2 separate regions of the Homo sapiens genome follow, and region 1 is linked to region 2. A link is a contact called in ENCODE Hi-C or POLR2A ChIA-PET data. All regions are on one chromosome and are shown on one strand. The core of a region is the stretch at or near the end of the contact, and the rest is flanking DNA. Distances in the headings are between cores, read along the strand shown. Region 1 overlaps SMPD4 (sphingomyelin phosphodiesterase 4). Region 2 holds the start of LINC01856 (long intergenic non-protein coding RNA 1856).

The links. Hi-C counts contacts between places; a loop is a spot of excess contacts on that map. ChIA-PET counts read pairs that join two places held with the same protein, here RNA polymerase II (POLR2A). Pooled maps may share reads with other maps.
Region 1: a pooled map shows a loop between it and region 2 (6-fold over the local background). The contact joins the enhancer-like site here to the promoter of LINC01856 in region 2. A Hi-C loop is called at or near these places in 1 of 168 maps with a recorded cell type or tissue (HepG2), 9 of 37 single-sample maps with no recorded cell type and 9 of 50 pooled maps. POLR2A ChIA-PET finds 5 or more read pairs at or near these places in 1 of 52 experiments (H1).

The regions. Positions count from the first base shown.
Region 1 is chr2:130,156,246-130,161,206 of GRCh38, reverse strand. It overlaps SMPD4 (sphingomyelin phosphodiesterase 4), which reads left to right. Exons shown (of 20, transcript NM_017951.5): 11 at 1-21; 12 at 3,811-3,956; 13 at 4,532-4,622. Among named protein-coding and RNA genes, the nearest start is that of CCDC74B, 14 kb to the right of the region's middle. RefSeq lists enhancers at 194-823, 2,894-2,993. Within about 2 kb of position 3,711, at least 6 of the 41 ENCODE cell types and tissues checked have a DNase peak (open chromatin) inside an H3K27ac peak, as active enhancers do.
Region 2 is chr2:129,920,102-129,924,908 of GRCh38, reverse strand. It overlaps LINC01856 (long intergenic non-protein coding RNA 1856), which reads right to left and starts at 1,732. Exons shown (of 4, transcript NR_110285.1): 1 at 1,628-1,732. It also overlaps the pseudogene PLAC9P1. RefSeq lists enhancers at 796-1,609, 1,610-2,425.

The sequences.
Region 1 (4,961 bases), core at 2,462-4,961, 230 kb before region 2:
CAGGCCCTCCACGCCTACCAAGTACTGGCTCATTCGTTCCCTTCCTCCTGCCCAGAGTGCATGTCCATGCCTGGCAAAGCAAGGGGCCGCCGGGGCCGGCCGCTGGTGACTCAGAGGCTAGTTCCAAGCAGAACGAAGCCCCTGTGTCGGGGGGAGGCAGGGGTCAGCCTCCAGCCTGGCTTGGCCCCTGGCTTTGTAGACTAGTTTGGTTGGGGGTGGGGGTGGTGGCTTTGTGGCAGAACGAGGCATGTGGGCATGTGGCCCTGGCTGTCCAGGCTCCAGGCCAGTGGAGGTGTCACAAGCTCTCCAGTGTTGGAGGCCTCGTGCTTGGCCCTGGTTTGAAGAGCTGGAGTCCTCAGGCCTCAGCAGTGGCTGGGTTCACTGCACTCTGCAGGGTCTGGCGCTTAGGAAGGAGCTGAAGACGCAGAGGCCTGGGACTTACGGGTGGTGTGGGTTCTGCCTTGTTCAGAACTGTCACCCAGCCTGGAGGTGCTGTGACCCAGAGCTTGCGTGTGAGGCAGGGGGTGGGAAGGACCTGGGGCTTGACCCTATAGCCCACAGAAGCTGTCAGTCCTTGACAGCCCAGCCAGGACCCGGCCTTCACCTGGGGAGCCCTGGCCGCTCATACACACCTCCAGAGGCAGATTAGAGTGGGTGGTGACCTCATAGAGGTTGCAGCTGCCTAGGCAGAAATGACAAGTGTGTGGATGGATTTGAGGTCAGTGAAGCAGAGTTCAGACCTGTAGGGGACTTCAGGGATGACAGAGGAATCTGTGAGAGCCGGGGGAGACGGGCTGTGCTCACAGCCAGTGATCTGTCCCATTCACCTGGGAAAGAGCACACATGATTGAACAGGAATTTGAGCATAAGATGAGAAAATGTGTTGGCTCCTTAGCGCTGGTGGGCTGGGATGGTGGCCACAGCACACAGGGGCACCTCATTCCGCAGGAGCCACTGCAGAGGAGAGGAGGGACCTGAGGGCTTGCGCCAGGGAGGGAGGACAGTGGTCCAGAAAGCATCTGGCAAACCCCATGGTGGGAGGGTGACCAGCGAGACCCAGGTGGGGTGAGCTGAGGTGCTGTGAGTCTCAGCCCAGTGGGAAATGTGCGGCTTTGGGGACACATCCTTAAGAAGCAAGCAGGTGACTGTGGCCAGGGACTCCATGTGGGAACATGGCCCAGGAGGGGTGCAGAGCTGAGGGAGAAGTTTGGCTCAGCAAACCTATGGGAAAATAGCCTGAGAGGGTTCCATGTGACTGCCGGCGGCAGGGGCGGACAGTGGGCCCTCCAGACCCTTCGGAAGGACCAGGTGAGGTGGGTCAAGTGCACCAGCAGGGGAAAGCAGTTTTCCAGTTCACATGTGGAGGTCTTCCCCTCCCCTTAGCTGCAGGAAGGATGTTACGGCTCAGGATCCCAGGCCAGGATTGGAGGGAGGGCCTGGGCTGAGACTGGAGGAGGAGAAAGACCCTGGTCTAACTTCCCACCCCACTGGTGCCCTTCTAGTTGGGCAGTATAGGTACAGGTATTATGTCTCATACTTTTCTCCTTCTGTCTTTTTTTTTTTTTTTTTGAGATGGAGTCTCACTCCGTTGCCCAGGCTGGAATGCATTGACATGGTCTCGGCTCACTGCAATCTCCACCTCCCAGATTGAAGTGATTCTTCTGCCTCAGCCTCTTGAGTAGCTGGGATTACAGGCATGTGCCACCCACCCGGCTAATTTTTGTATTTTTAGTAGAGATGTAGTTTCACCATATTGGCCAGGCTGGTCTCAAACTCCTGACCTCAAGTGATCTGCCTGCCTTGGCCTCCCAAAGTGTTGGGATTATAGGCGTGAGCCACCGCACCTGGCCCTTTCTTCCAAAACAATGCAAATTCATTGCCCAAAGACTTAACAATACAGATAGAGAAAAATAGCCAGCCACGATGGCTCATGCTTGTAATCCCAGCACTTTGGGAGGTTGAGGCAGGCGGATTGCCTGAGCTCAGGAGTTTGAGACCAGCCTGGGCAACATGGCGAAACCCCTGTCTCTACAAATACAAAAATTAGCCTGGTGTGGTGGTGTGTGCGCCTGTGTTCCCAGCTACCCGGGAGGCTGAGATGGGAGGATCCCTTAAGCCCTGGAGGCAGAGGCTGCAGTGAGCCGAGACCACGACACTACAGCGCGGGTGACAGAGTGAGACCCTGTCTCAAAAAAAAGAAAATGCCTCCCACCCCATAGCTCCATCTTCAGACTCAGCCACTTATCTCTGGGGTGTGTCACTTGGACCTGTGGGGACAGTTTCCTGACGGGGAGACTTGAGTGGGTAGCGATATGGGCAGTGGCCCGTGCGGGGTCTACAGCATACCAGGATATACCTGGAGGCTGGGCCCTGCACCAGCCTCAGCAGCACAGATGTGTTACGGCCCAAAGGGCTAGGGGACAAGTGTGGAGAGGCGAGCATGTCCACTCAGACTCAGGGTCCTGCCCTCAGCACCCCTACTTCCCTGCCCTCGTCTACTCTCGATGCGCCCACCTGCCCTCCCAATGCTAAACAACCAGAGGAAGCCCATGGCCACCAAAAAGGCTTTCCTCTCCGGCTAGATCTCCAGGATCCTGCTTGTATGTTACAAATCAAAAGTTTGGCCTAGGCTGGACACAGTGGCTCACGCCTGTATTCCCTCTCTTTGGGAGACCTGAGGTCAGGCCAACATGGTGAAACCCCATCTCTATGAAAAATAAAAATTAGCTGGGCATGGTGGCACACACTTGTCGTCCCAGCTACTCAGGAGGCTGAGTCAGGAGAATTGCTTGAACCTGGAGGCGGAGGTTGCAGTGAGCCGAGATTGCGCCACTGTGCTCCAGCCTGGGCGACAGAGGGAGACGTTGTCTCAAGAAAAAAAAAAAAAGTTTGGCCTAATATGCTTGACTGTGCTTTTGTCTTGGGGTTTTCCTGACCACAGGTCCCTGGGCAACAGAGGAAGTGACGCCCGGGGCTTCTACTGGGCCGAGTTCTCATCTGGCTGTGTCCAGGATGAGGAGCAGGTGGGAGGAATTGGGGAGGAAAGTGAAGCCATGGGGTTCTTATTTTTGAACCAGGTCTTACTCTCACCCACGCTGGAGTGCAGTGGCACGATCCTAGCTCACTGCAGCCTCAAACTCCTGGGCTGAAGTGATCCTCCCACCCTAGCCTCCTGAGTCATTAGGACTATAGGTGTGCACCACCACACCCAGCTAACTTTTAAAAATTTTTTGTAGAGACAGGGTGTCCCTATGTTGTCTAGGCTAATCTCGAACTTCTTCTTAGCGATCTTTCCACCTTGGCCTCCCAAAGTGCTGGAATTACAGGTCTGAGGCACCACACCTGGGTTCCATGTGCTTTCTGCACACACTTGGGAGGCAGGTGGGAGACCCTGGATCCAGAGCTTGTGGGTGATGCTGGCTTTCTCCTGCCCTGGGGATCAAGACAGGCACCAGCGCCCAAGGGCACAGCCTGTGCCACCCGCTGCGGATTTGCAGCCGTGCAGAAGCAGGGCTGGGAGGCCCTCTGCAGATGTGTCTGTCTTAGTGAGGCCTCCCCAGGGCTGTGTGGGCGCTGGGCCAAGCACTTCCATACCACAAGCTGGTCACAGTTCAGACCAAGCAGTGCAAGGCACATCTGGGTGCCAGGCACAGTGGTGCCCCATGGGGTGGCCCCACTCCTGGCCTGGCTCATGCCTCCCGTGGGGGCAGCAGAGCAACTGGCTCAGGGCGGGATGTGGTCAGACCTGGAGGCGGAGTGCTATGGGTGCCACGCTCCTTCCCAGGCCCTCACCCCTCCTTCTCCACCCAGGAGTCGTTCACGCCTACTGAGGAGCATGTGTTGGTGGTGCGCCTGCTGCTGAAGCACCTGCACGCCTTTGCCAACAGCCTGAAGCCAGAGCAGGCCTCACCCTCCGCCCACTCCCACGCCACCAGCCCCCTGGAGGAGTTCAAACGGTGGGTGGCCCTTGCGGCTTCCCACCACTGCCGTCTCCCCCACTTTCCCCTCCTAAGGTGTCGCCCACAGCGACCTCTCCCCAGGGCATGGAGGGCAGGGTGAGGGGAGTCCCTTTCTGTTCACAGAGCACGTGAGGCCTCTCCAGGCCTAGGCAGGTGTCCTCTCACCCCGCCCAGTTGGCTCCCAGAGCCTCTCTCTCCAGACTGGCCAGAGAGGCCCCATTGTGCTGCCATCTCTTGCATCTCATATTCTTCAACCCTGTCAGAAGAGTTGGGGTGGCCCTGACTGCCAGGCCCACCAGGGCCAGCAGAGTGGGCTGTTTGTATGGGACGGAGGGTGAGGTGTGTGCAGGAGTTGTGCTGACTCGGCCGCCTGCGTGCTGTGTGTCCTTGGGATGTTCCCTAACCTCTCTGAACCTTGATTTCTTCCTCTGAAGAATGGGGCTGAACCTCCCGGAGGTGCCCAGTGCTCTCCCCCGGCGGAGCCAACCCTCACTGATGGGAGCCCTGGGGTCATCTGTGAGCAGGGCCTCCTTACTGGGCAAGCAGCAGGTGACCCTCCCCATCCCCTGCAGGGCTGCTGTCCCGAGGTTCGTCCAGCAGAAACTCTACCTCTTCTTGCAGCATTGCTTTGGCCACTGGCCCCTGGACGCATCGTTCAGAGCTGTGAGTGTTGGCCCCGTCACACGTGTGCCTGTGTCCTCTGTGTGCCTTGAGGTGGGAGGTCCTTTGGGGCAGATAAAGGAGGAGAGCAAGTGTTATCACAGAGGCCTTGGCAAGGAGGGGGTCTTGGAGGGCCACATTGTTCTTTCTGTTTGAGTTTCCAAAGCCAGCCCTCAGGAAAGCCCTGCCCTGTCCCACCTGTCTGGTGCAGGGCAGGTTCCTACCCTTACCTGACCAGGGAGTACTCTGCCCCCTGGGCTGGGAAAAGCCCACCCTGGCTTCTGGAGGGCCAGCAAGAGCCAAACCTCACAGGGCTGTGCATGTCTCTCCTGCGCCCTCTGG
Region 2 (4,807 bases), core at 483-2,982:
CCACACACCTCAGCCTCCCAAAGTGCTGGGATTACAGGTATGAGCCACTGTGCCCGGCCAATACATATATCCAAATTTTTAAATTTTGTTTTTGATGGAGTCTTGCTCTGTCACCCAGGCTAAAGTGCATGGTACAATCTCGGCTCACTGCCATCTCCACCTCCCAGGTTCCAGTGATTCTCATGCCTCAACCTCCTGAGTAGCTGGGACTACAGGCATGCACCACCATGCCCCGCTAATTTTTTGTATTTTTGGTAGAGATGGGGTTTCACCATATGGCCAGGCTTGTCTCAAACTCCTGATCTCAAGGGATTTGCCCATTTCGGCCTCCTAAAGTGCTGGGATTACAGACGTGAGCCATCGTGCTGGGCCAAAAAGTTTAATTTTAAATATTTGAATTTTTTTTTTTTTTTTTTTTTTTTTGGCAGAGTCTCTCTCTGTCGCCCAGGCTGGAGTGCAACGGCATGATCTCGGCTCACTGCAACCTCCATCTCCCGGTTCAAGCGATTCTCTTGCTTTGGCCTCCCGAGTAGCTGGGACTACAGATATGCATCACCGTGCCCGTTTTCTTTTTGTATTTTTAGTAGAGACAGTTTTCCCACATTGGCCAGGCTGATCTCGAACTCCTGACCTCTGGTGATCCGTCCACCTCGGCCTCCCAAAGTGTTGGGATTATAGGTGTGAGCCATCACGCCTGGCCTAATACTTGAATAATATTTTAAAGCAATTGGTGCTCTTGGTAATTCTATATGTTTTATTTTTTGCATTTAAGGCATTATTCTGAGAAGAGGTCTGTAGGCTTCACCACACTGCCAATGGGGTCCATGGCATACACAGGGAAAAACCATTAAGAACCCTGAGTAAATTTCAAAATCCCAGACCTGTCATTTGGCAGAGACACCACCAGGGAGCAGAATAACAAAAAGAATGTGAGCTCCAGGCTGCAAAGTCCAAAAGGGAGAAGGTAATCTACACGCGCTTTATCCAAACCTGTGACTGAGTGCCAAAAAGGAAGGAGCCTTAGAGAGCGAGCCCCATAGGATATTGTCATCTGGGGAGATTGAGGCAGGTAGGCGCAGAGCCTGAGTGAGGAAAACCCAGGTCCCGCAGCTCCCAGTCCTTTTCCACTGCACCCCACTGGACCGCCAGCTGCTTCTTAGGACCTGGCTAATGAAGCAGAACGTGGCACCACTCCTGTCCTGGACGTTACCCACCTTCTCACTCTAGATGGTAGAGAAGACCGTGGATCACCTGGGGACACAGGTGAAAGGCCTGCTGGGCCTGCTAGAGGACCTGGCCTGGAACCTGCCCGGGGGACCCTTCAGCCCCGTCCCCGACCTCCTCGGAAAAGGTGAGCAGTGCAGGTGGCAGAGGACAGCCTCTGGGCTGCTGTCATCTGGCGCTGTGCAGGCGAGACGGGGACGGCTGCTACGCCGCACAGGTGTAGCCTGGATAGCAGGGAGGGTCCCAGCGCCCCCTGGGGACGGAATCGGGACCGCATCATCCCTGCTCCCCTCCCCTACCACCCCGCCCCCACACCCGGTCGCTGCCTCCCAGCGTCAAATGAGGTTCTGGAAGAGCCGGCCCTAGATGACATCTCAGCACAACCCCGGCGCAGAGAAGCTACCTGCTTCATTGGCCTTCTCACGACTGGAGCTCCTCAGTTCCTTTCATTTCCCCCTGAGGAGCCACTCCTGTTCCACCCCAAAACCGTCGCAGGGAAGACGGGCACCCCCACTGATCAGGCAGGGATGGGGTTGCACTCTGTTCTCTCCTTGATCCCTGTGTCCCTGGCGCAGGAGGAGTTCCCGGGGGCTGGGGAGGGGAGGGAAGGCACTGCTGAGCACCACGGGGGCGGGTACCCTGCAGCACCCCAGCTTGCTCAGTGGAGGCCGCTGCTTTCTTTCAGATGGCTTCTGAGCCCCGGAGCTGGAGCCCAGCAGCTGGAGGTGGTGCACCTGCCAGGCAGCACCCTCTGATAGCCAGCGCTGTCCTCTCGCCTTCCTTCCTCAGCTTCGTGTGAAATAAAAGCTACTGTTTTTGGTCTCCTCTGTGTCTGCTGACAGAGTAACCCGTTTACAGCCCCCTCTCCCTCCACTTCCATGCCTGGGGGAGGCCGGCCACCCCCTCCAGGCTCAGACCTGGGGACACGCCCACTCCCGCCATCTGTGCTTTAGCATTCCCTTATTTATAGGGGCAGATGGAGCAGGGGTTGATTCACAGAGGTGGGGGCCCTTCGAGTGGCCTTGCGTCTCAAAATGTGGCCATAGGTGAGAAGCAAGGGGAGCACGGTCTCAGGACCCACCCGGACTCCTTAATCCAAATCTGCATTGCAATCAGACCCCCAGGGAATTTATGTGTCCATTAAAGAGGTTTGTTGTTGTTTTAAAAAAAATTTCCTATGAAGTGGAATTCAATGTAAAATTCATCATTCTAACCATTTTAAATTGTGTAAGGCTGGGGGCAGTGGCTTACGCCTATAATCCTAGCATTTTGGGAGGCCAAGGTAGGAGGATCACTTGAGCCCAGGAGTTTGAGACCAGCCTGGACAACATGGTGAAACCCCATCCCTACAAAAAATACAAAAATTAGCCTGGCATGGTGGCATGGTGGTGCATGCCTGTAATCCCAGCTACTCAGGAGGCTGGGGTAGGAGGATCACCTGAGCCCTGGAGACCAAGGCTGCGGTGAGCCATGATTGTGCCACTGCACTCCAGCCTGGGTGACAGAGTGAGACCTTGTCTCAAAAAAATAATGATAATAAAATAAATAAATTGTACAAATGCAGTGGCGTCCAGTACATTCAGAAGTTGTGCAGTCATCACCGCCAGTTCCAGAACATTGTTCTCACTCTAGAAAGAAACTCTGTATCTATCAAGCAGTCACATCCCATTCCTGCTGCCCCCCACCCCCCCTGGAAACCACTGATCTCTGTCTCCATGAACTTGCCTCCTCTGGACATTTTAAATACAGTAGTCCTGCTTTATCTGTGGTTTCACCTTCCATGGTTTCAGTTACCTGAAGTCAACCACAGTCCTAAAAGATTAAACTCCAGAAATAAACAATATATGAGTTTTCAATTGCACATCATTCTAAGTGGCGTGATGAAATCCCTCGCCATCCCACTTTGTCCCACCCGGGACATGAACGCTCCCTTTGTCCAGCATGGTCCACGCTGTCTACACTTCCAGCCTGTTAGTCACTTAGGAGCCTTCTCCGTTACCAGGTTAACGGCCACAGTATCACAGTGCTTGTGTTCCAGCAACACTTCATTCACTTAATCAAGACCCAAAGTTCAAGAGCAGTGTTGCTGGCATACGTGGTTGTTTTTCACGTAACTCTCCCTTCACAGAAGCTGGCATATTGTTCTAGTTTTTCTATTTTATTCTTAGCTATTGTTACTAATCTCTTATGGTGACTAATTTATAAATTAAACTTCATAGGTATGCATGCATAGGAAAAAACATAGTATCATAGAAGTAGATACTATTGTAGTTTCAGGCATCCACTAGTGGTGTTGAAATCTATCTCCTGAAGGTAAGGAGGTACCACAGTAAATAGAATCATACAATATGTAGCCTAGCTGTATCTGGCTTTTTCCTCAGAGCATAATGTTTTCAAGGGCCATCTGTATTCTAGCATGTATCAGTACTTCATTCCTTCTTATGGATGAATAATGTTTCATAGTATGAATATACCACATTCTATTTTTTTTTTTAGACAGAATCTCACTCTGTCACCCATGCTGGAGTGCAGTGGCATGATCTTGGCTCATTGCAACCTCTGCCTCCTGGGTTCAGGCGATTATCCTGCCTCAGCCTCCCGAGTAGCTAGAATTATAGGTGCGCACCACCACGCCTGGCTAAATGTTGTATTTTTGGTAGAGACAGGGTTTCACCATGTTGGTCAGGCTGATCTCGAACTCCTGGCTTCTTGATCCACCTGCCTCGTCCTCCCAAAGTGCTGGAATTACAGGCGTGAGCCACCACACCTGGCCCACATTTTATTCATTTATTCGTCAATTGATGGACATTTGGGTCGTTTGGACTTTTTGGCTATTATGAATATTGGAGAATGTTCCATGTGTGCTTGAGAAGAACATGTACTCTGCAGCTGTTGAGTGGAATATTCTGTAAATGTTTGTTAGGTTCTCTAAGTCTATAGCTTTGTTCAGGTGCACTGTTTACTTATTGATTTTCTGTCTGGATGTCTTCTATCCATTATTGACAGGGGAATATTAAAGTTTTTCTACCATCATTGTATTTATGTTTATTTTTCTTTTCATTTCTGTCAATGTTTGCTTTACATATTTAAATGTGCTGATGTTGGGTGCGTATATTTATGATTGTTATATCTTCCTGATGAATTTATCCTTTTATCATTTTAAAATGTCTTTCTTTGTCTCTTGTGATAGTTTTAGGCTTAGAGTGTATTTTGTCTGCTATAAGTATGTCCATCCCCACCCTGTTTTATTTAGTATTTGTATGCACTTATATTTACTGCACTTATATTTAAAATAATTATCCTAGGGAAGGACTTACTATTGACATTTTGTTAAACATTTTTTAGTCTGTGTGGTTCTTTTGTTTCTTTTTTTCTCTGTTGTTGCCTTTGTGTTTCATTGGTTTTTTTGTAGTGATATGTTTTGATTCCTTTCTCTTTTCTATTGTGTATCTTCGATAGGTATTTCTTTTATGATTATCATGAGGCTTGTATAAAACATAGTTATAACAGTCTATTTTAAGCTGATAACAACTCAATTTTGCTTGCATTAAAAACCCTGTATGTTTACTTCTCCCCACCCCAT